Linked DNA regions of Mus musculus: regions 2, 3, 4, 5, 6 and 7 are each linked to region 1. The links are chromatin loops, found by intact Hi-C in ENCODE. Cell type or tissue: heart. All regions are shown on one strand.

What was found. A loop is a pair of places that touch in the nucleus more often than their neighbours do. Peaks named below come from ENCODE experiments on the same cell type or tissue, not always from the same donor. Only the 100,000 strongest peaks of a DNase experiment are listed, where the experiment ranks them.
Region 2: it touches region 1 in a loop (10-fold over the local background); 17 of 42 quality-filtered maps call a loop at or near these places.
Region 3: a loop joins it to region 1, with 10 times the contacts of the local background. A loop is called at or near these places in 16 of 42 quality-filtered maps.
Region 4: it touches region 1 in a loop (2.1-fold over the local background); 8 of 42 quality-filtered maps call a loop at or near these places.
Region 5: it touches region 1 in a loop (2.7-fold over the local background); 10 of 42 quality-filtered maps call a loop at or near these places.
Region 6: a loop joins it to region 1, with 1.8 times the contacts of the local background. A loop is called at or near these places in 7 of 42 quality-filtered maps.
Region 7: it touches region 1 in a loop (2.1-fold over the local background); 10 of 42 quality-filtered maps call a loop at or near these places.

Annotation. Positions count from the first base shown.
Region 1 is chr7:97,578,137-97,582,136 of GRCm38, reverse strand. It overlaps Aamdc (adipogenesis associated Mth938 domain containing), which reads left to right and starts at 2,640. Exons shown (of 5, transcript NM_001177945.1): 1 at 2,640-2,771. Rsf1 (remodeling and spacing factor 1) reads right to left here and starts at 2,241. Exons shown (of 16, transcript NM_001081267.2): 1 at 2,032-2,241. The coding sequence starts at 2,233. In heart, CTCF peaks have their summits at 1,067, 2,157 and 2,358; DNase peaks (open chromatin) are centred at 1,076, 1,636, 1,926, 2,496 and 1 weaker place; H3K4me3 peaks cover 3,380 bases; H3K27ac peaks cover 3,127 bases.
Region 2 is chr7:97,479,084-97,483,083 of GRCm38, reverse strand. It overlaps Ints4 (integrator complex subunit 4), which reads right to left and starts at 2,128. Exons shown (of 23, transcript NM_027256.2): 1 at 1,934-2,128. The coding sequence starts at 1,987. In heart, a CTCF peak has its summit at 1,845; a DNase peak (open chromatin) is centred at 2,133; H3K4me3 peaks cover 1,839 bases; H3K27ac peaks cover 1,093 bases.
Region 3 is chr7:97,422,901-97,426,900 of GRCm38, reverse strand. No RefSeq gene overlaps it. Among named protein-coding and RNA genes, the nearest start is that of Gm32945, 6.2 kb to the right of the region's middle. In heart, a CTCF peak has its summit at 1,875 (motif pointing left); a DNase peak (open chromatin) is centred at 1,870.
Region 4 is chr7:97,647,449-97,651,448 of GRCm38, reverse strand. All of the region lies in intron 4 of Rsf1 (remodeling and spacing factor 1), which reads right to left. It overlaps Rsf1os2 (remodeling and spacing factor 1, opposite strand 2), which reads left to right. Exons shown (of 3, transcript NR_154552.1): 3 at 1,051-1,439. Among named protein-coding and RNA genes, the nearest start is that of Rsf1os1, 4.3 kb to the right of the region's middle. In heart, a CTCF peak has its summit at 2,441 (motif pointing right); no DNase peak of the experiment used is centred here.
Region 5 is chr7:97,694,830-97,698,829 of GRCm38, reverse strand. It overlaps Clns1a (chloride channel, nucleotide-sensitive, 1A), which reads right to left and starts at 2,173. Exons shown (of 7, transcript NM_023671.2): 1 at 1,961-2,173. The coding sequence starts at 2,100. Rsf1os2 (remodeling and spacing factor 1, opposite strand 2) reads left to right here and starts at 2,363. Exons shown (of 3, transcript NR_154552.1): 1 at 2,363-2,718. In heart, no CTCF peak of the experiment used is centred here; a DNase peak (open chromatin) is centred at 2,189; H3K4me3 peaks cover 2,119 bases; H3K27ac peaks cover 1,951 bases.
Region 6 is chr7:97,633,154-97,637,153 of GRCm38, reverse strand. It overlaps Rsf1 (remodeling and spacing factor 1), which reads right to left. Exons shown (of 16, transcript NM_001081267.2): 3 at 685-777. It overlaps Rsf1os1 (remodeling and spacing factor 1, opposite strand 1), which reads left to right. Exons shown (of 3, transcript NR_126461.1): 2 at 2,180-2,223. Among named protein-coding and RNA genes, the nearest start is that of Rsf1os1, 10 kb to the left of the region's middle. In heart, no CTCF peak of the experiment used is centred here; no DNase peak of the experiment used is centred here.
Region 7 is chr7:97,640,068-97,644,067 of GRCm38, reverse strand. All of the region lies in intron 4 of Rsf1 (remodeling and spacing factor 1), which reads right to left. All of the region lies in intron 1 of Rsf1os1 (remodeling and spacing factor 1, opposite strand 1), which reads left to right. Among named protein-coding and RNA genes, the nearest start is that of Rsf1os1, 3.0 kb to the left of the region's middle. In heart, no CTCF peak of the experiment used is centred here; no DNase peak of the experiment used is centred here.

The DNA.
Region 1 (4,000 bases):
AAACACAATGATTAAAAATTAAGGGAATGAAAGCTTATCCAATATTCAAAATCAAATGGCACACCAAAAAATCTATGTCTGGCTCTTAACTTGGTCCAAATTCTAAAAACATTTCCCCTCAAGTACTCACATTTTCTGACGAATAAATTACTATTAATTTTAAAGTATCCTAAAATTAAGTGAGGGTACTACTACACTTCACAGTGACTACTTTCTTCAAAAAGAATGTGAATATATTTTGATAATGAAATTAATACACTAGAAGCTTAATGTTTAAAGAAAGTCTGCAAAAAATCTTAACCTAAAGTAATTTAACTCTGATTTCATAGTTTAAAAAACTAGATTTTTATAGCCAGATACAGTCTAAGAACTGTGAACCAGTAAAGAGATGCAGAGCCTGGCGTAGTGACAAATGCCTTTAATCCTAGCACGAGGCAGGCAGAGGCAGGAGGATTCCTAAGAGTTCCAAGCCAGCATGGTATACAGAATTCCAGGCCAGTCTCAAAAGAGAAAGTGGAAAGAAAGTATACGACCATTGTACCAATAACTGCTGTAGGATTAATACTTAATAACATTGTATATCACACATTTTCTCTACAGGTAATACTTTGAATAAGTTCACACTTGGGTCTTTCCTTAGCTATGTAAATACATCATATCGGAAACGTATTTTCTATACAGAACAAAAAAGCAACTCTGCTTTCTTAGAAAGGTCACAGCTATCATGCCTTGTACAATACCCAGTCCACCCTGGTCATCTACGCACAGATCAAAAGAAAAAGAAGAAAAGAAGACCTATTTGGGAAACGTTTCTTCTTTTGCCAAGGGCTGTCGCTAAACAAAGGCAATGTTCGGAGTACACAAATTAGGCTTCTCCTAGGGAAATAAAGTACCAGAAAAGGAGCGGAATGGATCGGGACTAATAGGGGAGAGGGTTAGCGCTCAGCGTGTAAAGACTGCAAGCAGCAAACACAGCGCTGAGATGCTCCAGCAAAAGAACCACGACCAGCAGCAGCAGCAGGAAGTTTCAATGGGGCCGGGCAGAGCATGCGCCCTGAACCCGCGCGGTGGCCTTATGTGGAAGGAGCACCACTTGCGAACACCAATAATAGACCAGCGGCACCAGAGAGAAACATGAGCAACAAGCACCTTCTTCAACTGTTTCCCCAGCCATCTGAGCCCCTCCTCCAGCCTACAGACTAACCACCCCACCCCAGCCAGCAAATGGAAGAGTGACTTCTTCCCTTAAGCCCTGTAGCTGAGATAGGGGGAAGGGATAGAGAAAAGTGGAGAGATGCTTTTCTATTATTTTGGGGGAGGTGGTGAGGAGAAAAACTATGGAGGAGGAGATATTAACCCTCTCCTACCCAGAGCGGAGAAGCTGGGCCGAGTTCATTTCCCCTTCCTACGCGAGAATAGGGGGGAAGCCCCCTCTCTGGTCATAGACTCAGATCTCCCAAGGAGGAAGGAGTTTGGGGGGCTAGACCAGCCCTCCAGGGGACGGGAAAAGGCAGGAGCCGACTCTCTCGGGGGAGTTCCCACCACCGGGAGAGCGGAGTGTCCGCGGGCCCCCGCCCACTCAGGTGGAGTGAGCAGAGGGGGCGCCGAGAGAAGATGGGCCCAGCCTCCCGGGAGACGGTGGGGCGGATTGGTGGGAGGAGGGGAAGAGAAAAGCGCAAAGCTGGCCGGAACCTGCGCTCCCCTTCCCCCGCCACCTAAAGGGGTAAGAACTGGAGGCAACACCGGCGCGGGGGACCCGGCCCCAGAGCGTCAGGCCGGCACAATACCCCCTCCTGGGCCCTAGCCCACACCCGGTCCGCGACGCCCCCACCTCCGTCCCCGCGGGGCACGGTGGCCCTAGGGGGCCTCCGCCCCGCCTCCCCAGCACCCAGGAACCCCCGGGCTACGAGGAGTAGGGACTCCGCGGAGGCCAATCCCTGGCGAGGGACGGCCGCAGAGCCCCAGGGTATCTATGGAGAGCTAAAGCGCGCCAGGGCCGCTTCCCGCCGGGCTTTCGGGCCGATCGCTTACCTTCTCCGTTGCCGATGTCTGGCGGCGGCGCCTGCAGCACCCGCTCCAGCTCTGGGAACGGCAACTCGGGCAGGTCCAGCAGCGGCCCGTAGCGTTCCAAGAAGGAGCAGACTACGGCGAAGTTGGGGCACGAACCCGGGCAGCCCGGAGGAGCCATCGCCGCTGCCGCTGCCGCCGCCGCCGCCGCCGCCGCCGCCGCCATTTTGAACTGGAGGATGGAGGAGGAGGGGATGGGGGGGCGGGAGGAGTTGGGGGGACCGAGGGATGGCAGGGTAGCTTTACGGACGACAGGAGGCGCTCTCGAGTGGACGCCCCTGCGGCGGCGAGCGTCTCGCGCCAGGCGCCGCGATCCCACAATACCACGCCGGCCCGGAGCAGTCGAGAACTGAGTTAGATCGGGGACAGAGAGGCACTCTGGGCCCTTCACTTTCCGCCCTCTTCCCGTCCCCTTCCCTCTACGACTTCAAGGCTCCGACTTCTTCCCTCCCACTTCGGGGTCGCTACTGCCTCGTGTGACAGGGGGAATGAAAACAAGGGAAGCGGGGCGGAGAGGTTGGGGGCGGGACTTTCTAAGAACGATAGCCAATGGGGGGAGGGGGCGGAGCTTCGGGTGTGGGCCGGCTGAAGGCGAATTCCAGGCCTGGTGGCTGAACCGCTGTGGCTCAGAGTCCCTCGGCTAGCTGCAGGGAAAGGTGAAGCACGGATCCGACTGGAGGAACAACCGCGAACAGAAGCGCTGCGTGAGTTTTCTGCGGGATCTGGGAACGGAGACGACCAAGAGAGAGAGACAGAGAGGGAGTTGAAGAGAGACACCAAGATGCAGCAAAAGAGAATGGCAGGGAGGAGAGAGGTTAGGAGAAGGAAAGGTGCGGTTGTGGCTTGGCGCGGGACCCTGGAGAGAAGTCTCAGAAAGTTTGCTGAGGGGTGTTGCCCTCTCCTGAGTGTTGTGTGACCAAACTTTTCCTGGGGGGACGGTAAACACATCTCACCCCAGACAGAGCTCCCACCGACAGACCGAAGTACAGATAACACCAAAGTCCAACTTGGCGAACCAATGCGTTTTATTTTAACAGGAGCATGGATAAGGGGTCACTTACAGGAGCAGGAATGACTCAGAGACAGCTGCGACCCCAGGGCCCACCCCAGCATGGGTGACAGATTATAAAAACTGCACAGCCTGCAGGCAGCTCACTGCGTTGGCATGTCCTTTCCAAGTGACTCTGGTCTGAACCTCTTCCAGGCAGCTCAGCTGGCTTCTGCTCCTCCCAGGCAGCTGGTCCCATCTCAGAGTCTTCTTTGCAGTGCAGCTTGTCTGAGAGGCTTTTTTTTTTTTTTTTTCAGCTCAACTTCCTTTAGTTTGAGAGAGACGATCACCTTTTACTGTTTGCTCTGACAGAGAGAGACCTAATGAATCTGGTTAGTTTCAGGGACTTCCTGAAGCTGTTTTGAGTTGTTTTACTGTCCTGTTTAAAGAGCTTCCTTGCCAGATGGAACCGGTGGACCAGGGCCTAAGGTACTCTGTGGATCACTAATGAGGAATTGCCTCTGCTGGGTGACCAAATCTGAGGAACCACTCTCTACTCGGGAACTAAGATGCTAAGAAGACTCTGGGCTCAGCTCAGGCTCTAAGTTGGCCAAGGTCTAGAGGGTGAGCTAGGATTCTACTTAGAAAGCTGGGAGTTCGCTGCACAGCAGTAAGCTTGTTAGGAAGCAGAGTTCTACTCCATTCCAGAGTTGGTTGTAGCATTCTCTCAGAAAGAATCCCAGAATGGGGAAAGTCATCAACAATGGAAAATAAATAGAACCTGCAGCTTAGGAAGCAGTATACTGTATGCTTAGGAGCAGGAAGTAAGTTTGAGTTGAACCAGACTTGAGTCCTATCCCTAATTACTTTATAACCTTCCGAAGTTTCTTTGTTACTTTGAACTTTAGTAAAGTGAATAATAATATCTACAGCATGGATAGTTCA
Region 2 (4,000 bases), 99 kb after region 1:
GCAGGAGGTTTAAAATTCAACCTTAGCGACACTGCACCTGGACTGTATGAGACCTTGTCTTATTTGTTTTGTTTTGTTTTGTTTTTCCCCAAGACAAGGTTTCTCTGTGTAGTCCTTGCTGCTCTGGAGCGTGCCTCAAACTCACAGAAATCCACCTTCCTCTGCCCCCTAATGATGGGATTAAAGGCATGTGCCAATCCCCCATCCCCACCCCTCTGAGGTGGGCCACCCCAGCTGAGACCTTGGTTTTTGTTTTGGTTTTAAAAAAGAAAAAAAAAAAAAGAGCTGGACCTGCAGAGATGACTCAGGGGCTAAGAGTGAATTCTTGCTCTTGCACAGGCCCCAGGTTCAACTCCTAGCACCCACCTGGTAACTCACAACTGGCTGTAATTTCCGTTCTAGGGGATCTGATGCCCTCTTCTGGCACTGCACACGTGATACACTGACATTCATGCAGACAGAACACTCATGCATATAATATAAAGAACAAAAAATGTAAGCTTTTGTAAGAAAGACGAATAAAGAGAAAGCCAATTTACCAATAGCCGATAAACAAACATGAGAAGACGGCAGTATGAGATCACTGAAAGTTAGAGCTGGGCTTTAGGAAAAGGAGAAAATGCTAAGGAGAATGGAAGAATACCGACTCGCCAGTGTAGTTCTCTCTGTGACGATAACAGAGACACTGCCCTGGCTCTCCAGTTAGACTATGTACTCCCCAAAAGCAGGGGTTCTGATAGACAACGACTTCCTACCACACATGGTACACAGAAATCACTCAAGTATTTGAAAATACTTTAATTTTTTCCTGTTGAATTAATGAATGAATGGAAGGTTTAAGAGTCATTTTCCATCAGGCATGGTGATGCAAGCCTTTAATCCCTGCACTTGGGAAGAAAAGGCAGGCTGATTCCTTCCTGTTCATGATCAGCCTGCTCTACATAGTGAGACCCTGTCTCAAAGAAAAAAAAAATTTTTTTTTTTCCTTAATGAGACCACTCTGCCTAAATATCTAAGACTGCTGGGGATCCACTGGCATAAACCCCCGGGCCTGGTCAAAATGCAGATCTTGCCTCACACCACCAACCTATTGAACATAATCTGCATCATAACAAACTCCCTAAAAGAGCGAGATCTGTAACAGCTCGGTGGTAGACCACATGCCTCAGCATGCATAAGGCCCTACACTCAATCTCCCCTACTACAAAAAAGATAAAAAATTTAAGTATTCCTCAAGACGCGTATATTTTGTATGTATCTGTGTACATATGGAAATTTAAGAAGCAGAATACATCGCTTCTACAGAGACACTGTGGAGCACACTGACAGTTCTGACAGGGGCTCTCTTGGTCCACCTATGTTTAAAAGAGAGAGGATGATAGGTTTGCCGTCCTGTGACTCTTGCCTGCTTGGTCTGAGCCTTGAATTCTACAGACCTTTAGTCAGCTTGGGGTTTTGCATACAGCTCAACTTGTCTCTGAAAGTTAGAGGTACACGAGTTAAGAGGAGTTCTGCCACCAACTGAGGACAGGAGAATGCAAATATAACCGATCTGGCACAACCGAGCTGTGAGACATTAAAATAAGATACCTGACAGTTTTTAAAACTATACAGCACGTTGTCCCAATGATTTTGTTTTGTCTTTATCAAGTGAGCTGGGAGTGTGACTTTGGGATAGAGTGATAAGTTAGCATGCTTAAGACCCCGAATTCTAGTCCCAGAACTTTAAATACAACAACAACAACAAACCCCAAAGTCAGAGTACACATGAGAACAGCGGCCTCGACCTAACACGCCCCCTGCCTGACGCGCAGCCTAGGAACCTAAACCTAAGCCGGCTACACACAAGCTTAGGCGCTGATCTGGAGAACAGCCTGGGTGCGGACAACCCTCCCGCGCAGACTGGTCCATGGCTTTTTCTGCCAGCGCTTACCTGAACCACTTTAGTGAACTCCTCATACACCCGCTTTTTCAGGTGCGCCGCCATGGCTGCACCGGACCTTCTCGGCTTCTGTACTTGCTGAGAACGTGGAGAGAAACCTTTCTACAGCACCGATTTCGCTGCAATCCCACAAAGCAGTGGGGTTGCTGGATAGAGAGGCCTCTTCCTGAAGCTCCACTGCCCAGTGAGTCGATTGGCTGCCGCTACTGCTGGGAGACGGAAATTAGAGTGCATCCTGGAAGATGGGTGGAGTAAAAGGCGGGGCTGGTGGGAGCTGGAGGCAAAACCCGGAGCTGTATCCTGGAGGTGCCCTGCTAGAATCTTAGGGTGAGTGTTGCCATAGTTCCAGCTCCTCCCCGAAGTTCGTTTTACTTTGTTACAGTAATTTAGAAGTTATCCATCAATAAGAAAGAAGAAGAAGAAAAACGGAAAGATAAAGAAAAGAAAGCCAAGAATCTTCCTGTTGAATCAATGAAAGGTTTAAGATCATTTTTCTGAATGGTACTACTCTGCAAGTCTGAAGATTTAAGAATGCTGGTGGTCCACCCGGAGCCAAGTCTCTATCAGGACTGTCAGTGTGTTCCACGAATCTCTGGTGAAGAGACTAATGCTTCCTCTGACAGCTGGGAAACAGTGAAAAAGAATCTTGAGACTGAGGATGAAGCCACGTGTTGTGGTGTCAAAAACCAGGAGCCAACACTGAGATATAGAAAGGCAAAAATGTTACCATTACAGACACACCCACACACACACACCCACAGTAGAAGGATGAGGTGTCCTCAAAGTCTTACAAAGGTTCTTTATGACTTTGGCAAGCAAGCAAAGCTTAATAAAAAGGGAACTTTATTATGATTAGCATTTAGCATAAACTCAATTACAGGTTTTTAACTTCATTGTAGTTGGTAGGTTTCAGAAAACCTTGTTTTTCAAGTTAAGTCTGCTTCTCAGAAGGTCTTTGTAGTCTTTCTTTGGAAAACAGTCTACATAATAGAAAGATAAATCTCATTTTGCCTAAAAAATGCAAGTACAAATATCAAGACCCTGGAAATAAGTCTAGAACATGAACAATGAGTAGAATAGAGTTCCTGTTATTATTTAACCCTTGTTAAGATCAATAATGAAGGAAGGAATAAGAATGGAATTGCTGTTATTATTTAACCCATATTAAAGTGAATAGTGAAGGCAGAAATAGGGGAGTCAGATTCTAACACAACACTCCTTTAAGACTCTGGTACTTGAACAAGTGACCTCCACGACAAGCATACTGATAATCCCTACCTAACAAAAACATGCTTACAGTGTAATGAAACAATACAGAAACAAGAACACCCTGCATCTGAGATATGTGGTGCTCTTGAGTTTTACAACTCACCTGTTCTTTACTTTTTTAACCAAAACATGGGACATTTAGAGGAGGGAACAGGAAGTTGGTAGGTACAGAGGACCCAAAAACACATAGATTATCTTTATCCTATACTATACGTAGGAAGACTGTGTTACAGCTCAGATGGAAAGGTGTCCTGGCAGTTAGGAGTCAAGGAATACCACAAAGTCACATTGCACAACAAACCTCACACGAGATTTGTTGGCAGGGAAAATCCCAGAAGGCTGACTGCCAATGCTTGAAAAAAAAAAAACAGCAGAGGACTGAGGAGAAACAGGGTTTATATAGGATTCCTGGGGTGGTGTGTGGGGAGCTTTCCAGGGTGAGGATTGGGGGGACTTCAAAACTCGAGCTTTTTTTATTTAAAAAAAATTATTTTAACTCTAGAGTTGGGGCTGGCTGTTGGGTGTTCTGTGGGTGGAGCCTGGTGGTTGAAGGTCCCTGGGGGTGGGGGCAGGCCTGACTCTTCATGCACCTCAAGGGGCTTGCAAAGACAGATACCTAAATGGCTTGTTACAGAGCAACCAAAGTGCTGGATAAAGGAATGTGGTTCAAAAGGACCAACTTTCCGCAGGAGGATTTTTCATCTAACTTTTAAAAAGTACATTTTCCTGAGAAAGAGAAGGAAACAGAGCACACAACGTGTCAAAGAAAATAATTAGCAAACGGTACAT
Region 3 (4,000 bases), 160 kb after region 1:
TCTTCCAAGGAAGTGCTAACAGATCACAGAACTGGGCGCTAGCCCATGGTCAGCCATGTAAGCAGCCTGGGCTCCTAGGATTTGGAAACACACATTCCATGAAGCTTGCCTGCAAGGCTTTGCCACCCCACGCCCTGTCACACTGGGTGGATGACTCATCAGATACACAATGGCCGTGGGGAGCAGACTTTCTCCATATGGGCAGGCTCAGGATTCCAAGCAGGGAGCCCAGCAGTATGGCAGGCCAGCATAACCATGCTTCCCACGGTGTAGGATAAACGCCTCCACTCCCAGACATCCCTGTTAAACCAGAGGATCTGAGATGGGGTCAGGCATCTTCATGTTAAGGATAGGGTTGCTCACTTGGCTCTGCTGCCCATTTCTAAGACTTTCTTCTATCAAACCATCCCCGGGAGTCCCATGTGGGCAACAGTGTTATAGCACTGTTTGTTTTACCCAAGGGTGTGTGTGTGTGTGTGTGTGTGTGTGTGTGTGTGTGTGTGTGTGCATGTGTGTGTTCACATGTACACCCACATACCTTTGTACATGTGTCCTTAATATAATATCTATTATCAGAGAATGGCTAAACCAATGATGTCTCCTATTATGAATAATATTCATGCATTAAATGGAATTGAGGTGTCGACAGAAACACGGAGTAGATTATTGATAACCAAGACTTGTGAGAGGGAAGGATGGGAGATTATTGCTTAATCCACCCAGAAGAGAGTTAGTTTGCTTTACTGAGGAAGGGAGTTCTCCATGTAGCCCAAGGTCCCTGAAAGTTCCTGTCCCCTGCTCTGCCTCATCAGTGCTGTGGTTGTAGGCATGGGCCCCGAGGCCCAGCTTAGGCCCAACTTCTCCTCAGGGATCACTGTATGTATGATATTTAGATGCAGCCAACACACACACACACACACACACACACACACACACACACACACACGTTTATATACACACATGCATACTGTCACCAAATTACAACTTAGCATGCACACTTATACAAAAGATGTTCAAGATTAAGTGAAAATGGAAACTGAGATGAAGACACACGGAATAAATTACGGAAGTGTGTGAGTGAGTGTGTGTGTTTGTGTGTGTGTTTGTGTGTGTGTGTGTGTGTGTGTGTGTGTGTGTGTGCATGAGTGCACAAAGAGGAATCAGATCGCTTTCTTAGCATTGTCAATGGAAGTAGGATTGGCTGAGCAGGCAAGGGAGAAACTCTTGGTCCTTTTATAGTACTAAAAAGAAGAATTGGATTATAAATGATTCTGATTTTTTAAAAATTTATTCATTTAGTGGTGTGTGTGTGTGTGTGTGTGTGTGTGCGCGCGCGCGCGTGCGCGTGTGCGTGTGTTCCTATGAAAAAGATTAAACATGCCAAAACCCACCATCCTTGTCTTTAACAATCTCAGAATCAACTGCGAATTTATATTGGGACAGCATCTCAAAATACTTAGTGTAGAACCACAGTGGAGGGACAACTTCGGGGTGTCAGGAGAGGGGATCCCTGGAAGGGGTGGCATTTCAGCTTTAAATGCCAAAAGGTGGTCACCAGTTGGAGAGGCACAGTTCCCAGAATGAGGCCAGCTTTTCAGATGTCAGCCAGATTCCAGACCCCACAGAATATGGGAAGGTGGTTTCCTTAAAGGTTCTCCTGGTGTTAGGTGAGGGGACAGCTTCTACTCCCTGGTTACATAGGGCAAGCCAGGAGAGCTTTGAAAAATTCTCTCAGGGAGTTCAGTTTTCCCTCTGAGGTCAGGAGATGGATTTTAGCCGTTTTCCTTCCTACTGCCTCTTGTCTTACGGGTGGTGTGTCTTGGAGGCATAGTCTCCGCGGAGCCCCACAGAGCTGTCCGGCAGCGCCCTCTGCTGGCAGAAATCAGAGCGGCCGGCTCTCTCCTTGCAGTGTCCTCCCGGGACACAGGCGTTTGGTCCAGATTAGTTTAAACAGTAGGCCTGGCCATATGTAAGTTTTCATTTACTGAATATTTATATACTCGGAGATAATGTAAAGCTAGAAGAAATCAGAAAAATTATAATAGATCTTTTGTACTATGCCATACTATGCCATGTATATAGCTCATGGTATGGTATATATATATGTGTGTGTGTGTCTGTGTGTGTCTGTGTGTGTCTGTGTGTGTCTGTGTGTGTAGATAGATGATAGATAGATAGATAAAGAGAGAGGGGGAGAGAGAGAATATGTAGTATAGTATTGTGTCTGTGCCTATGTATGTGTGGATACGTACATTATATGGAGGGAAGGAAAAGAGAAAAGGAGAGAGGAAGAAAGGAAGCAGCTGATTCTTCCTTAACATTCTGAATTTAAGATTATTCCCGGCCTGGAGAGATGGCTCAGCGGTTAAGAGCACTGACTGCTCTTCCAGAGGTCTTGAGTTCAAATCCCAGCAACCACATGGTGGCTCAAAACCCATCTGTAATGAGATCTAATGCCCTCTCCTGGTGTGTCTGAAGACAGTATATTCACATATATAAAATCTTTAATAAAAAAAAAAAGATTATCCCCAACTTCTTCTGTATTGCTAATTCCACCAAGTGATTAATCCTTCCGGAAACTTCTCCAAACTGCAAAGCTAAGGTAAGCACTTTTTATCTCCATCTGCCTGTGCCTTTGTGTTCAACCATTTCTACTGAAACAGCACATTTGTTAGTGTGCTGTCTGTCTGTCCTTCCCTGGTGGCCTCTGCCTCTGGGCTTCCAGGGGTCCCAACCATGAGTGGTTTTGGAAAGATGGGAGGATTTTTCTCCTACCAGCTGCCATCAGTGAACAAGCAGATGACTATGAGTCTAAAAACACATCTCATGTGCACACAAGCAGACCTCATACACACACACACACACACATACACACACACACACACACACGTGCACATACACGTTTGTGGGCACATGTCCCTCCACTTAGGCCAGGACTTGACACCGGGGTGAGGTCAGGTTAGTTCACTGCTAGCAGAAAATGAGGTCAGGACGGCCAGTGAGGCCAGAACAAGGTTTTGGACTTTACTCAGCAGGTGGTTCTCTGGACAGACTTTGTGACATCTCCTCATTCTCTGGAGGTGACCTAGGGCTAATGTAAAATGACCCACACAGCCTTCCTCGTCCTGTTCCACCAAAGCCAACTTCTGCCCTCCCTTATTTGCTGGACTTCAACTCAAAGCTTCAATTAAGTAAATATGAAAGGCTGTGAAATCAGAATTCTAAGAGGCAAGAGTACAGCAGGCATAATAATGACCTTAAAGATTCTGTCCTCTAACCCCTGGGACTATGACGGCCTACATGCCAAAGGGGACTTAAGGATGCAGAAGGAAACACAATGGCTAATCAGCAGACACTGACACAGCATCTGGGACTATCCAGATGTGCTCAGTGGAAGCAGGTAAGAAAGTCAGAACAGGGGAAAGAAAGAAGGCAACAAGGAGGAGGGAGCAAGGCTGTGACAGGAAGAGAAGGCACTTCTGATGAAGGAACACAGAAGCTTCTAGAAGCTGTAAATGCATCCCCTCCTCCAGCCAGAAAGGCCTGCATCCCCCCCTGATAGGCCAGTGAGATCCATTCTTGAACTTGGACCTCTAAGACTGTAATATAACAAATAAGTCTGTGTTCCTCTGAGACGCCAGATTTATGGTCATTTGTGGACAGCAGAGATACAAAACTGACTGAAGAAGCATGGGAAATATTTCAGAAGGCAGGAATGGGGTCCTCACACTGCAAGACTGTCAGTGCAGGGCAGAGTCATGTGGAAGCCAGAACAGGAGCCTGGCCCTGTAACATCCTAGCTCAAAAGGAAGAAGGTCCAGGGGTGGCTCAAGGGCCAGAAGCCTGAGAGCGTTTGGAAGAACGTTGTCTATTGGCTGAGCTTCATTTGTGAGCTCCTGGATCCTTTGATTTGTTTTTTTTTTTTTGTTTTTTTGTTTTTTTTTTTTTTTTTTGAGACAGAATAGGTTGTGTAGCCCAAACTGGCTTTAAACTCAAGATC
Region 4 (4,000 bases), 69 kb before region 1:
CTACACTCAGGCTCCTCCCATTCATTTAAGTCTTAGAGACAGGGTCTCGTGGATTCAGGTTGGCCTCAAACACTGTGAAGCCCAGGATGACCCTGAACTTGCGACCTTCCTGCTTCTATCTCTAAAGTATTAGAATTATAGGCGTGGGTCGCCATGCTCTGAGTTTAAGAAACCCCTTTTGGAAACTTTCCACACCCATGAATCTGTTAGTTGCTATTAATGTGGTAAGAGAAAGTGTATTTTCCTAAGCTGGGGATGAAACAGTGAAGTTACTTTAGAGTAGAGGACATGGATTGAATTGAGATTTTGTAGGGAATTTCACCTGGAATAAGTAAGCAGAATCATTGTCAGTGAATATAAAACGTTGTAGTCATCACCCAGTTCGGTTTACCATGAGCATGAACTACTGTTTAGGAAAATATTTGTTTAAAAAAAATGAGAAAAGATGTCTTTATTGATCTTTGCACTTCTGTTAGCTTAAGAGTAGGCTCGCACAGCAGTAAGGCCATGAACTCTGGCCATCACTGCTGGCTTCACCTCTATGCACATGCCAGCAGGGCTGACTTGGCCTGGTGATATTCTCATCAGCAAGGCAGGGACAATTCATCAAGAACTCCTACACCCATGATCAGATCTGTAATCATTTAAAGTCTTCAGAAGTTAACTCTTGGTCTTTCCTTCCGTTTCTGCAATCAGCCTGTCAATGTTCACCATTCCCTCCAGCTCTCCCGTAGCGAGGACAGGTCCTTCCTTAGTTCCTGAGAAGCACCGCTCGGAGTGGCAGGAGGGGACTGGAAGGGATGGATCCTGCTTTCCATACCTTCGTTTTGAGCTTTCTGCATCACTTTTCTGCTTTTAACTAACTCCTCTCCGTCATGGATCAGCAGAGACCTTTGACAGATCATACTTGTCCCCTGCTGGACATACTGTCATCCCAAAACCACAGTGTTTGGAAAGGTGCTGTACCAATGTCCAGCTTCTCTTATAACCTAACCTTCTGTGCCACTAAACATAAATATTTCTTCTTTCTTGTATTCCTTTTCCTCACAGGTGTCTGTGGGCCTTTCTGACTCAACAATATTAAGTCCCACAACAAGAACGAAACGCACTGAGTAAAGCAGGTGGGCATGCACCTGTCCTGGGACACACGGGCTGCACAGCCGCTGTGCTCTCTCTCCTCTGTGTGGGCGTCACTATGCTGGGCGATGCAGGCGTGTGAAGAAGAGGCCTCCTCGGTAGAGGGCACCAGGACAGTGTCTGTCCCTCCTTGGGATGCTGAATACACTCTATGTTGAATGCCTGTGTTTTCTGTCAGTACCAGTTCATGCCAGATCAAGGTGGACTTTTCCATTTGAAGCAACATGTTGTTAATACTTTTATATTATTTTCTATTTTAGATTTTATACAATACAAGAAATAAAAGACCAAATATCAAATTGATCTCCCTGGGAAAGAAAAATTGTCACTAGTGGAAATCAACTAATGTTAAAATGGTAACTACTTATCAAGTATGGGAATGCACATAATATGTATAAATTTAATATGAACTTTATTGCCTTGGCTGTCCTAGAACTAGCTCTGTAGACCAAGTTGGCCTCAAACTCTGTCTCCACAGTTCTGAGATTAAAGACATGTGCCAACCACCACCAAGCGAAAGTATAAAATTTAACTGTTTATTAAAATTTCAGATTAGGTGCTCTTTCAGAGTCTGATATGGTAATGTATCAACTTTACAGAAAAATAGAAGATTCAACTATTTGTAAATAATTTATTTTTCACAAAGATGTTATTTCCTTCTCATTACATTAGTTTGTCCTCTAACAAAAGTGTGTGGACACTTAATTACCGCTTTTTCTTATTACACAGTTCTGTATGGAACACATGCCTCTACCTACCCATGTGGTATTTTCTAGAGTTATACTGGATTCTGAGACGTATATTGTACAAGTTATTCACTAAATGTTCTTTTTTTTTTTTTTTTTTCTTTTTTTGAGACAGGGTTTCTCTATGTAGCCCTGGCTGTTCTCAAACTCAGAAATCTTCCTGCCTCTGCCTCCCAAGTGCTGGGATTAAAGGTGTGCGCCACCACTGCCCAGCTCACTAAATGTTATTACTGAAAAGATCCATCTAGATTGTTTATGCTATGTATCAAAGCTATAAACGGGAATAAAATAGTATTAAGAAAACTCCCTAAAAGGCTTTTAACCTAACGTTTCTAAAAACAAGCATAATTCACACTTATAAGAGTATAAAAACAGAAAACTATATAAATCTAGATATTTCATAGTTTGAGCTAATTTATTTATTGATTTATTCCGCTAGAAAAAGTTAAGTATATTAAATTTAAACTAGTTAGAAATAAGATATTCTCTGTGTGTGTATATATAAATATAAATAATGAGTGTTTTTGCCTACATGTATTTATTTGCCCATGGAGGGCAGAAGAGGGCGTTATATCCACTGGAATTGGAATTACACTTGTTTGTGAGCCACCTTGCTGATGCTTAGGGGAATTCAACCCAGGTCCTCTCTGCAAGAGCAATGAGTGTCCTTAACCACTGAGCCATCTCTCCACCCCTAACAACTGGAACTTTAAGAGTAGACTATAGACTCTAACAAGAATCTGGATATGTTTCCCTTCCTCCCTTTTTCTTCTTCAAACCATTCTTCCTTCAATCTATAATATCAGCAATTCCCCTCCAAAATACCATATTCTTTAGGACAAAATGACAGTGCTTCTGTTCTCTTAGCCTAGAATATGTTTCACATATTATTACAATCCTTTTGTATATGTATGTTAGCATGATGTATGTTTGTTATATGCATATAAGTGTATATGTGTGCCTATGTACACATGTGTGGAAGACAAAAGAATAAAACAAACAAACCACACTTATACACATAAAAATAAAAGTAACTAGATCTATCAAAAACAAAAACGTGGGTAGAGGGAAATCTGTTGAGAGTTGGTTTGTCATGCTGACTATAATATTTGTAGGTATAGTAAACAACCCTGGGGTGGGGTGGGTTGGGGTGTGTGTGTGTGTGGGGAGAGAGAGAGAGAGAGAGAGAGAGAGAGAGAGAGAGAGAGAGAGAGAGAGAGAAAGAGAGAAAGAGAGAAAGAGACAGAGACAGACAGAGAAAGACAGAGAGAGAGATTATTCGGAACTAGAGATCTTACTGCCTCAGTCTCCTGAATTATAGATGTGTACTATCATGCCCAAACTAAGTTCTAAGTTTGTATGTATTTTCATAAAAACAAAGACAGTAGCTGGAGACTATTGTAGATAGGAAGGGGATGAAAACGTGGTAAAATTCTAGATTAATTTTGCATGGAAAGCTGACTGGTTTTGCTGACAGACTATATGTAGAGCAAGAACAAATGAGGGGAAGCACTCCTAAGACTTTTGACCCAATCCAGCAAAAGGAGTTGCTGCTTTTCTGTAGGATGATACTTTCAATAAATGTGGAGGTTTGGTCGGTTGCTTTGTATTTGAATGCTAAATTGTGTTCAGCAGGTCTAACCCTCCAAGGGAATTCTCACACTTACAAGCTTTTGTTGTGCAAACCTTGTTGCTTGATTTAAAACTATTGGTTAAGTAAAACTGGCTACAGCCAGTTATTGGAGGATCAGAGGTGGGTTTTGAGTTACTGGACTGGGGTGGAGAAGAGAGAGGACAGAGAAGAGGAGGACGCGGCCATGAGGGGAGATGGACCAGGAGCACAAGGCCAGTAAGAATCTGGGGTACACCGCTGGGGAGATAGCCGGGACAGCAGTTAGAAAAGTAGATTAGATGTTATCCCCCAGTAATTGTCAAAGCCTAATAAAATAACCATAGCCTGAGTCTCATTCATTTGTAAACTAGTGGGGGTTGGGGGGAGGGGATAAACTTAAGTTGGTTGTATTGCATTATGTTGGTAGAAAAGATTAGAAACTTAGTTTAGGGCAGACTAACTTTCCAACTTTACCAGATGTTAATGCTTACAGCCCCTATATGTA
Region 5 (4,000 bases), 120 kb before region 1:
ACTGCTGAATAAACTCACCCTTTCCTGTTCTCTCAAAGCTCTAACTGGCTGGTTTAACTCAGCTGTTCTGGTGCAAACTCCTCTCCAAGCTGACTGACTCAATCGGGTTTCTCTCAGCTTCTGACTGAATTGTTCTGCTTGACATCAAGGTAACTCTAGCAATCTGTCCTGATCTTCTGGCTCCTTCTTTTTCTCTAACCTGTCTCGGTACAACTGTCCCAGTAAAACCGCCTCCTTCCTCTCTCTGAACTGCTCTCTCCAGTAGCTTTCCTTTCCTCTTTTCTCCCGAAGGTTGGGCGTATCCTATTTGGTCAAATCTTTCTCGGATTTGATCATTTTTTCTGCCACTCAACTAGACATCACTTTCAAACATGGTGCTTCCTTCCACAAACTAACTTTACCTTCACTATTTGGGATTCAAGGTGTGTACTAAGGCCTTGTCTGTATTCCAGCCAGAGGCAATAAAGATGTGGACTAAAGGCTGTGCCACACCACACCTAGAAAAAGGTTTTTATCTAGTATACAATCTCATTGTTTACAGTGTGATCAAACATCCTGCAACACAAGGCAGATTTGGAATCAATAAGTAGGTGTTTACATACCCATTGTAGTCAGCTATATAGCCCAGAAGAGAGGCCAGGGAAAGTACCTTAGAGAGACACATGCTTCAAGAGTCTTCAAGTCTTTTGAAAGAAGACTTAGGAGAGAGAAGGAATGGAAGAAATAGACTGTAAACTGGAAAACATCTGCTGGGTATAAGCAGTAAGATCTTTGGTGATCTCCACAATTTCTTCTGCATGTGGAGTGGTGGAACACAGATATATTCCTAACTTTGACAAGATCCATTTTATTTGCCCATGTGTATTAGTCAGGGTTCTCTAGAGTAACAGAACTTACAGAATGAATGAATGAATGAATGAATCTCACAACTTCTTCCCTCCCATCCCTTTTCTTTCTCCCTCATGGCTACTCCAAACACATATACCAACCAAACTGCGCACCCACCCACATTTGTATTTCTAGTCGGTGTCTAAACACCCAGTCCCACTATCCACACTGTTCTCTGAACAAATAGCTCTTTACACGTTTATACCCTGGGCTCTGTAGTAGGCATAATCTTGGTCCCCAAGAGATTTGTTTTCCAGTGCCATGAAAGAAGGGACTTTGAATGTAATTAAGATTACTAATCTACTGATGGTGAAATAAACGAGATAGCCTGGATTTTCTAGGCAGGAGCAATGTTATAACTCGAGCTCTTAAAAGCAGAGGATTTCCTTTGTGGCCAACAAATAGAATATAGCAAAAGGTAAACCAGAGACTCTGAAAGACAGGAAAGAATGAGAAGAGAAAGAAAGAATGAAAGAAAGAGGGGGGAAAGGAGGGAGGAAGGGAAAGGAAAGAAATGGGGAGGGAGGGCGGGTGAACAGGAAGGTATGGGGTGGGGGTAGGAGGGTATGAGCGTGTATGTAGTGTGTATTTTAGTGGCATGTCTATGTTATTGTGAAAGTACTGAATCCTGCAGGTAGTGAAATAGAAGAATTCCTTCCAGGACCTGCACATCCAGGAGTCGGGTTCGGCTGGTTGTGACTCCGCCCTGCGTGGGCCTGAAGATGGTCCTTCCCCCCAGCCCCCACAAACACACACACTTGAAGCAGAACATCCCAGCTCATTAACCAAACGTCGTAACCCGTCACAATCTGAGCTACATATTCCACGCAGGGAAATCGTCTAGTTGACACGACCATTCCGAAAGCTAGGCCCACGGAAAAACTAACCGAGGCTCTGCAGACTCAAAACTCAACGTGACCACGCGCCAGGCTTGCAGGAGACAGGCCGGTTCGCACAGGTCGTTAGGGAGAAACGCGGGCTAGGGGACAGAACCAGCCGAGCTCGGGAGGGGACAATCCCACCCTGCCCGCACAATAGCGCCGGCCGGCTGGTCGGCGCCCCCCAACCTTACCTCTCCGCGATGTAAAGCGTGCCGGTGCCGAGCCCCTTCCCGTTCAGCACAGCCTCGGTGTCTGGCTGCTGCAGCCGGAGCCCGTCGGCCGACCCAGGCGGCGGGAAGCTTTTGAGGAAGCTCATTGCCGGGGAAAGCATCGCTCCACGCGAACCGAGAGAGGCGAGTACCGCAATCGCGGCTCGCACGGAGCTGCCCCGGAAGCAGTAGTCGTAGCCCGGAAGAACAACTTTCTCAGCGAGGGCCTTAGCATGCGGTTGACCATAGAGACGGGATGTTCTAGGCAACTCAGAGGTCCGCAGCGAGCCGGCTGGCTTTTGTCACGTGGCATCGGTTCCCCTTTCCCGCTCCTCTAAGGATGCTTAGAATAATCGAGTGTTTTCTATGTGGTTCTCTTTGAAGGTCATAGGAGCAAACCCCGAGAGAGGATGTATAAGGAATACCAAGCCTTTCCCAACAAAAAGCGGGAAGGGACCCAGGCCCCAGGAGTCCCTCGCCGAAGGAGGACTCACAGAAATAAAATCCACACGCATCTGGAGATCCCAAGTCTCCCGGCTGGGTGCACGAGTCTACCCTGCTTCCGCCTCGTCAGGCCTGTTCTCCTTGGGTTCACACAGCCATTTACCAGACCTCTTAGTCCCCACGTCGCCGGAGAGATCGAGCGCCCCATCCCCACGAGTCATGCCACGAGCACGAAAAGGTTACATTAATGATGGACAGTGCGCAGCAAGACAGTCAAAAGACTGCCCGAGGGAAAGGTAGGCCACTGGTTAGGAACCCTTGCCTTCCCTGTTCGCTAGGTCCCAGTGAATAAGAGCAGTGAAAACCTACAGGTTTGGTGAATAGAAACCCATAACAGAGACCTATAGACCACACAGCATACGGACTTTACCTCTTATATTTCTTCATGGATTCCTTCGTGGTTTTTGAGACAGGGCTTCTTTAAGTATCCCAGGCTGGCTTCCAATACATAATCGATTTGCACCGAACTCCAGTTTACTGGTACTACTATGAGCACCCATCACCACACTTGCTCAATTAATTTTTTTCTTTATGATACACAATATGAACACATTTTCTATTACCCACTTTAACAGATGGGACCTGAGGCATTAAACTCACAAGCTAGAGTTGGTGGATGGAATTCAGTCAGTTGACCTCTAGACTCCACTTTTTTTGGCTGTAGAATTGTAATATCTATGGGGCTAAGGCTGTTTAGGTTGGATAACATACATGGAGGATGTGATAGCAGTTTTATCTTTCTTTCTCTTCTTCCTCCTTTTTTCCCTTTGGATTCTTTTCAACAGAGGAATCTAAAGATTTTTTTCCTCACATATATGTATATACCTACCTACATACAGTCAGGTGTGAGCCACCCTGCCTGGGCGCAGTGACCCTATCTGCAAAGGCATTAGGCAGTCTCACAAGCTGACCCATGTCTCCAGTCAGTTCCAAGTGTTACGTTTTAAAATTTAGTTTGTTGTTAGTGAGACTAGGAGGCAGGTCCCCTGAACAGGAATGAGAAGGTGGGAGTGGAGTAAGGGAGGGGATGAGAAAAGATTCTAGAACTCTCTGAAGGTTAAAATCCTCGTCATGTGGATATAGATTGAGAGGAAGAATTTGTGACGATGAAGACAAGAATAGACAAAGAAGAGAGGTTAAATATCGTTTCTAAATTTCCAGTTTAAAACGTTGAGTAGGTGTGCTTTCTAAGTGGTAGATTTCAGAAAGAGGTTTTCAAGGTAGGTTCCAAGGGTAGCAGATAGAGTTCTTGCTGGATTAGCTTGGGTTGAATCCCCAGTACTTAAAAAGAGTAGCCTATGAGTCTGATTGGAGAAATGGTTAATCTGAGACATTCCCTAAGACATTTATTTGGTGAAACAAACAGTGCTTGGTTCAGAAAAGGAGCCCCCATGTATGTCAGAGAAAACTGGCAAGAACCAGTATAGTAGTTTCTCATCAATTTGTCTTAGTCTTCAGAATCATTTACATTGTAATAGCCCAATGGCAAGACATTTTATACAAGGTGCTAAGTGAAGA
Region 6 (4,000 bases), 55 kb before region 1:
GTGATTAATGTAGGGCAGGTCCCTCACTGACCCCAGAGCGCAAGGCTTTGTTTGCCTGGAGTACCTATCCAGCTTGCCTTCCAAGGGCTGGGATTATAGGCAGACTCACACCACCTGACTTTGTATAGGTTCTGGAAATCTGACATCTGTTCCCTATGTCTGTCAGGCAAGGACTCTACCTGCAAAACCATTCCTCAGCCCTGAACAGACTTTTTATCACTGAAAAGCAAGGAAAAAAAAAAAAAATGAAAGCACCTATTGTCTTCTAGTAATAGAATGTCTGCCCTTTCCTCACTGCTTTTTGTTGGGCTATAGGAAACAGCCCAGGAGGCCTCAAATTCAGGGCCTTCCTGAGTCAGCCTCCCAGGTGCTCAGATTACAGGTGTGGATATCCATAATCAGTCTTCTTTTACTTCAAAAAGTTTTTATTACCTATATTTGCTCATTTCGTGGGGGCACTTGCATGCCATAGCACACATATGAAGTCAGAGGACAATTCTGCAGACTCATTTTTCTTTCTACCATGGAGATCCTAAGAACCCAAACTCAGGTTGTCAGACTTAGTGGCAAATACTTTTACCCAATGAATTATCTTGTTGACCCATGGTTTTCTTTACTTTGTAATTTAGGCATCAGAGTAAACTTTTAAATTAAAACTACTGCAACAAATAATACATGCATTACCTTTAAGAGTGCTAGTTTGCATTCAACACTCATTTCAAGATAGCCTTTCTTCTCCATCTCCCATGCCCAGGTACTGTTAAACTCTTGACAGATCTGTAACAGAAAATTAATAGCTCAATATATGAAAATGATTTTTGTTGGAATTTATTATACTTTGGATTTGTAATGGCACCCACAGGCTTAGGTGTTGAAAGCTTATTAGTTTAGTAGGTGGGCTAGCTGTACAAGCAGGTCACTGAAGTTCTATTATTGCCCCTGTTTATTGTGCCCCTTTTTTTTCTGGGAGTGCATGGGATGAAGAGCACTGCTGTACCACATACTCCCTGCAATGCTGCTCTACCTTACCACAGGCCCAGGGACAGAGAGCCAAGACTCTGCACACTCAAACCTCTGAAACCATGAGCCAAAATAAATGTTTCCCTGTTTAGGATGATTTTTTTAGCCGTTTTATCATAGCAATATGAAGTTCAATAGTAATAAACATTGGTTGTTTTCTATGATTATGTTGTGTTCTTATTAATACATATATAGAGAAAAGAATTCAGAAACCCAATCTACATTGCATACTACTTAGATCCATCAGAAATATTTACTAATGCCTGTAACAACTTAAGAAAGAATCTCTGGAGGTGGAGAAATGGCTCAGTGGTTAGGAACACTTGCTACTCTTGAAGAGTACCCCAGTTCAGTTCCCAGCACTCACACGATGGCTTGCAAACATCCACGACTCCAGTCCAGAAAGATCTGATGCCCTCTTCTGACCTTGGAGGGCACCAGGTACATGTGTGATACATATACATATATACAGGCAAAACACATATAAAATAAACATACATATAAAAACTAAAGTAAATAAATCTAAAAAACATTAACAATGTTTTAAAAAATTAAAAAATACTTTCTCTTGCTTTTTATCTGTTCAACAACTTTGTGTATTTTGTGGATATATTTTTTCCATATGAGATTAATTATTTGATAATCTTTCAAAAGGAAGGCAAGGGGAACAGCTTGTTCATTTTTATCACTAGACAGAAATTCAAAACCATGTCAAATTCTACAGATATATTCAATAGAAGCTCTCTTCAAATCAGTGTCTTCTTTATTATTAGTACAGTATAAATTCCACTGATAGGCATTTTACAACTTCTGTAACAGCCTTTAACTTGAATGTTTTAGAATTCTTTTCCTACATAAGCCAAATCAGAGCCACTGTAACAGACTGAAGAGAAAACATGTGGAAATGTTCCACTCAAAAGTTAGTGCGAATCTAGCGTGGGGTCATACTGCACAGAGGTGGAGTGAGAAGGACAACAAGGTTCAGACATGCCTGGAGTGAACAGTGACACCTTGTCTCACATAACACAAAGAGTGGAGTAAGCTCTCTTCCCAGGAAAACCTCTTTCTTAGAGTCTTTCATGAGAAGCTAGGAAAGATCCATGTGCTAAATTCCAGAGGGATCCGACTTCTCAGACCATGTGATTGTGTTTGTTTTCAGCAATAAAAGGGTGATGATGAAGATGAAGACGATCTTGGAGGCTGGTAAGTGCATAAAACATTATGCAATGCATCTGCCAATGTCATGGAATTTTTATTGTTATTGTAACAAACAGCAAAATGAGGGTTAAAGCAGTAGAAGCAAAATAAGAAGAGGAATTGTTCTGGAACCCGGGCATTGGTTAAAATAGAGATTTGAAAGAAACAGACAGGAGACAAGAGAGAATGATTCAGCAGCCTTTTTTTTTTTTTTTTTTTTTTTTGGTTTTTTGAGACAGGGTTTCTCTGTGTAGCCCTGGCTGTCCTGGAACTCACTTTGTAGACCAGGCTGGCCTCAAACTCAGAAATCCGCCTGCCTTTGCCTCCCAAGTGCTGGGATTAAAGGCGTGTGCCACCACGCCCGGCCAGCAGCCCTCTTAATCCAGGAATAGAACTAGGATGGACTTCTGGAAGTGGTACACTTTCCCAGCTGTCCCTAGTGCCATCTTTTAACTAGTTTAAAAAAAAAAAAAAAAAGAAATCAGAGGTCAATATAAGGCAAACGATATGACCAAGAACTATGTAGAAAATGGTAAAAGTCTTTAAAAAAGGATAAATACCCCATTTTCTAGAATTTCACAAAACTCCCTCTAATTGACAGCACATTTTTTTGTATATGTGTGTGTGTTTGCGTGTGTGCCCATGCATGCGCTCATGAACAAAGCAAATAAAAACCTAAGGGGTACCATTTAATGAAAAGTGTAGATGACATAGGGTACACATGAAATGGCTGTATATAGCAAAAGCTAAAGTGGCATCACACCAACAAACAAGACCAGCCCTAGGTTGTCAAGTAGTATAGCTCTAAGCTGTTAGCTTCCCAAGTAATGACCATTAGGTACCACTTTACTTAGCAACTCTTAACAATTTACATAGGAAAAATAAAACATAAAAAAGAGTGATATTGTTCCCAGTAGCTAAAAGATAGAAGCAACTCAAGTGTCAACAGAAAAACATAATACAACAGATGCACATAGTGAAATTGCATATAGCCGTTATCAAGGGATGAAGCACAGATGGGCATAGGGCTCAGCTATATAGCATGGAAAGGCCTTAGGGTACAGTTCTCAACCTGTGGGTCATGGCCCCTTTGGGAGGTCAGAAGACCCTTCACAAGGATCACTTAAGACCATCAGAAAATCGGTATTTACATTATTAACAATAGCAAAATTACAGTTATGAAGTAGCAATGAAAATAATTTTATGGTTGGGGTCACCACAACATGAGGAACTATAGTAAAGGGTTGCAGCATTAGGAAGGTTGGGAACCACTGCCTTAGACCTATCCCCAGTATCTACCCCACAAAGTAAAGGGAAATAACAACCAAGCAAAGCAATAACAACCAAATATATGGCTACCTGGATGAATTGGAAAACATGCTAATGCAAGAAACCACACAAAAGAATATCTACTACAAGATCCTATTGATTCTAGGGTTCTCAGAATGTCGAACATGTTGAAATTTAAGTTCGGAGACAGAAAACAGATTAGCAGTAGGCAGATGTGATGAAGAGTGCTGTCAGTGTCACAGAATCTAGACTCATCAGGACATGCCTGTGTCGGATCATCTTGGTTATAGAAATCAAGGTGGGAAGACTACTATAGGTGGCACCATCCCCTAGCTGGGATCCTAGCTAAACGGAGAAAGAGGACTGAGCCTCAGAGGGCAATCACTGGATGCAATGGAAGCAGCTGACTCAAGTTCCTGCTGCCTTGACTTCACCATCATATTAAACTGTACCTCAAACTGAGATCCACAATAAAGCTTTTCTCCTTTAAGCT
Region 7 (4,000 bases), 62 kb before region 1:
TTGGTTCCCACTGTACAAATTAAGGCAGAGTCTCTCAATTATACCCAAAGCTCACTGAGAGGGCTCCTATAGCTAGCCTGTTTGCTCTAGGGATTCTGAGCCTCCAGGCTCTGATAGCATCCTTACTTAACGCCATCCAGTCATGTCCAGCCTAAGAGAAGTTGTAAAACTGTGGTAATACATTGATGCTGTCAGTAGCTAATAAATACACACTGTAACTAGTGGTAGATTTTCAGTATTAGAAAATTATTGCACTTTGTAATTTTGGCATTTTGAATCGTCAATGTCCAGTTATGCCCCTAAACTTACTGGTCAATAACAAGGCTCACTTATTATTAAACTACTATTAGTTTAAAAAACCCATAATTCTGAAGCCTAGATAATTTTTATTATATAAGCACCTGGTCACGATGATGCAGAAACATGTTCCAAACTGCGGCCTCACTGAGGGGAAGGATCTTGTTACTAAAACCACCACCAAAGGAGTTCTCTACAGAAGCTGTTTCAAGTAAAGGAAACTTGCCTATTAATTTTCTTAGTAAAAAGTTACATTCTCTAGTTAAAGAAAAACAAACAAACAAACAAAAAGCCCCAAGTGTAGCCTAGAAAGCAAAAAGCCAGACTTCTGCTTGGATTATTTGCTTTTCCTCATCACCAGAGTTTCTATGAAGATTAATCCCACTTTTAAAACTTACTTTACATAAACTAGGTTTAATAAGAAAACACCGTGACAGCATCTAGCAGAAAACAACCATTTCTGTATAATATAAAAGTAAATGACCTTGTTTCTTTGGGACTCAATTCTGCACTATAATGTATATCTCAGCCCTTTTAATCCCAACACACATCCACATATCTTCCCCAAATTAATTCTTTATATGTCTAAAAATAGACATCTCCTTAAATTATTCTATATCAACTCTATTCCTATTCAATTAGTGTTCCTCCCATAAGGAATTCATTGTACTAAATATTTTTCTTTTCATGTTTGGGATCAGAATTTAACTATATTCTCAGTATGACCTCATCAGGATCAAGTGAGATTATACCTCACATTATTTTGTGAACCAAAAGGATATTAAGTATACATACCATGAGATAAGTATGTATTGTTAGTGGTGATCAAAATGCAGGCTTTATACATACTATGCAAGTACCCTCTCTAAACTACATCCCCACCCCCAACCTAGTAATACCATTTTTAGGGAGAATGTGCTGGGTATCAAATCCATGTCCTCCACTTGTTAGGCAAGCACTCCACTAATTAAGTGTATCCCTGAATCAAGTCATTTCTCTTGTCTGTCTTGAGATAGGGACTTTCTACAAAGCCTGGATCTCCTTGTACTTTCACTATGTAAATGAGGCAGGCTTCAAACTCACAAAGAGCTGCCTGTCTCTGCTGGGATTAAAAGCATGTGCTACCATGTAGCTGAAGTGATATTCTTGAGGAAGCCAAAATACACTTTTGATATTTAACATTCACAAAAAGAAAGACTTAGCGGGCAAGTCAGTTCACAACATTTACCAGTAGTAGTAGTTTATTCAGTTACAAGCTAGCTAAAACACCATGTCCCAAGCATCTCATAGTAAGTATGAATACTCCCGGTAAGAAATCTGAAGAAAGCTAATGTTACCCAGAAAACATACACTATACAACTAGGACTTTACAAAGCAAGGGACTTCACAGGAGCCTGAGATCCATCCAGGAATGCTAGCTAAGCTACTCACCACCCTCATACCTTCAACTTCTTACTGTACAAGTCTGTATACAATATAAACTGAACACGTGTCCACCACATGTTTAAAAACTAGGTTAGCGGGTATCAGTCAGTGAACTCAAATGTTTCTGCATGGTCTCAAACATTTCTGCATTATGTGGTCAGAATTACTGTGTATACCAATTAAGAGTAACACAAACAGGGCCTGGTAGTACATGCCTTTTAATCTCATCAGGAGGCAGAGGCAGACAGTCTCCGAGTTCAAGACTAGCCAGGAATATACAGTGAGAGACAGTCTCCAAAAAACAGCAACCACCACCACCAAAAAGAAAACAAAAAAACAAAAAACAAAAACAAAAAAATATTCATAAAGGCTAAAAACAACCTGCTATTTCACTAAATAAAGCCCTATTGCTACCATGGAAAAACCACTTAGACATTTTTATGAGCATTGGGTTCTAAACACTGACTGTAGACACATCATTTATTATTTAATGTTCATCAGAAATAGACATTGGCACCTGTGAAGGGCATCTGTTTAGTTTTAGAATCTGTTGTTTTGGTTCTGTTTGATTTTTCATTTTCTTTTTGAGACAAGGTCTCACACAGCCTAGGCTGGCTTTAAAGTCACTGTGTAGGCAAGGATAGCCTGGAATGTGTGCTCTTTCAGCTTCCACCTAGGGTTATGGGAATAACCTAGCCCCAGGACTGTGTATGTCAAACTGAAGGCTGAACTCAAGGTTTTATGTACATAAGGAAACCCTCTGGGAGCTGCTACAATCATAGCAGCTTCTTCTTGTTTTTTGAAGCCAGAGCAACTAGAAATAAAGCCAGTGATGGCTGAAAGGGGGTGAGAAACACTGTGGGAATTTTAACCATCTGTTGATAAATATTTTTTTTTAAGATACAAAATTTCAGTGTTTAGAATTAGAAGTTTATAAAGCCAAGTTGTAAATGGAGAGCACAGGGCTCTAAACAGCACAGCCCCACCGAGGACCCAAGTTCAATCCCTCAAATCTACATAAAGGTGGAAAGAGAGAACCAGTTCCCCAAAATTATCCTATGACTTCTACATGTCAGCTGTGTCACATGCATGTGACATGCACACACACATTTAAATTTGTTTAATGTGACATGTTCTATTTTTTTTTAAAAAAGTAGGCAGAAAAGAGCAAATGTTTACTGAGCATGCAATATGGTCTTAGCATAATCTCCCATAGGGGCAGTATCACTACCTTAATATAAGGCTGGGAAGATGGCTCAGTGGGTAAAGTGCTTGCCAGGAAAATGTGAGGACCAGAGCAGAACCAGAAACCACATAAATGTCTAGCGGGCATAGCAGTGCACCTGAAATCCCAGCACGCAGGAGGCAGAGGAGACAGGGATCCCTAAAGCAAGCTGGCTAGCCATATTAAGAGAGCTCTGATTTCAAATGAGAGACCTTGCTTCAATGAAGAAGGTGGAAGGTAGCTGAGGAAGACTCCCAATGTCAGCTTCCAGCCAACACACGTGTACACAGTGTGCTCACACACATGCAAACACATATGCATACCAACAGAGACATATGCAAAAGTTAAATGAAACACAGAAAAAATTTAAAGATAAAGAAGTAACGTTTCTATATGTGGTTAAAAAAAAAACAAACCAACAGCTCACATCATGACATATTTAACAGTGTGCATGTGAAAACTGTTTTAAGAAGGTAAGCATCAGCAATGGTAAACATAATTTCTCTGTTACATTTTCTTGATCTACAAAGCAGGAGAAAATATTTTCATTTGCAACAGTACACTTGGCAGTAGAACATCATGAAGAAAGCCCTGCATTCACAAAGAACAAGAGGGAGAAAATGCTATTACAGGAGTAGGTTGCTTATCTCCATTTAGAAACTTAGGTAAAAAGAGAACCATGCCAGGCACTGTTGGCTCAGTCCAATCCCAGTACTCAGGAGGCAGAGAACAGGATCTCTGTGAGTTCCAGGCAAGCCTGGACTACAAAGCCAGTTCTAGGACAGCCTGTCTTGAAAAACCAAAACCAATACAAACCAAAACAACAGCAAAAGAGAAGCAGGCATTATATCTGCTAATAACACCCCATGAATTCATTCAACTCATACTTATCTTTAGAGAATGGAAAAAAGTTGAACTTTCTTAATCAAATGAATGTTAATAATGAATTAGTAATCACTAATAAAAATATACTAAAAATAAAGATGGGGAAAAACCAGGTAAGAGTTCATGTCAAAGCAGCTATTTACACCAAGAAGTTAGACGAGGTTTCCC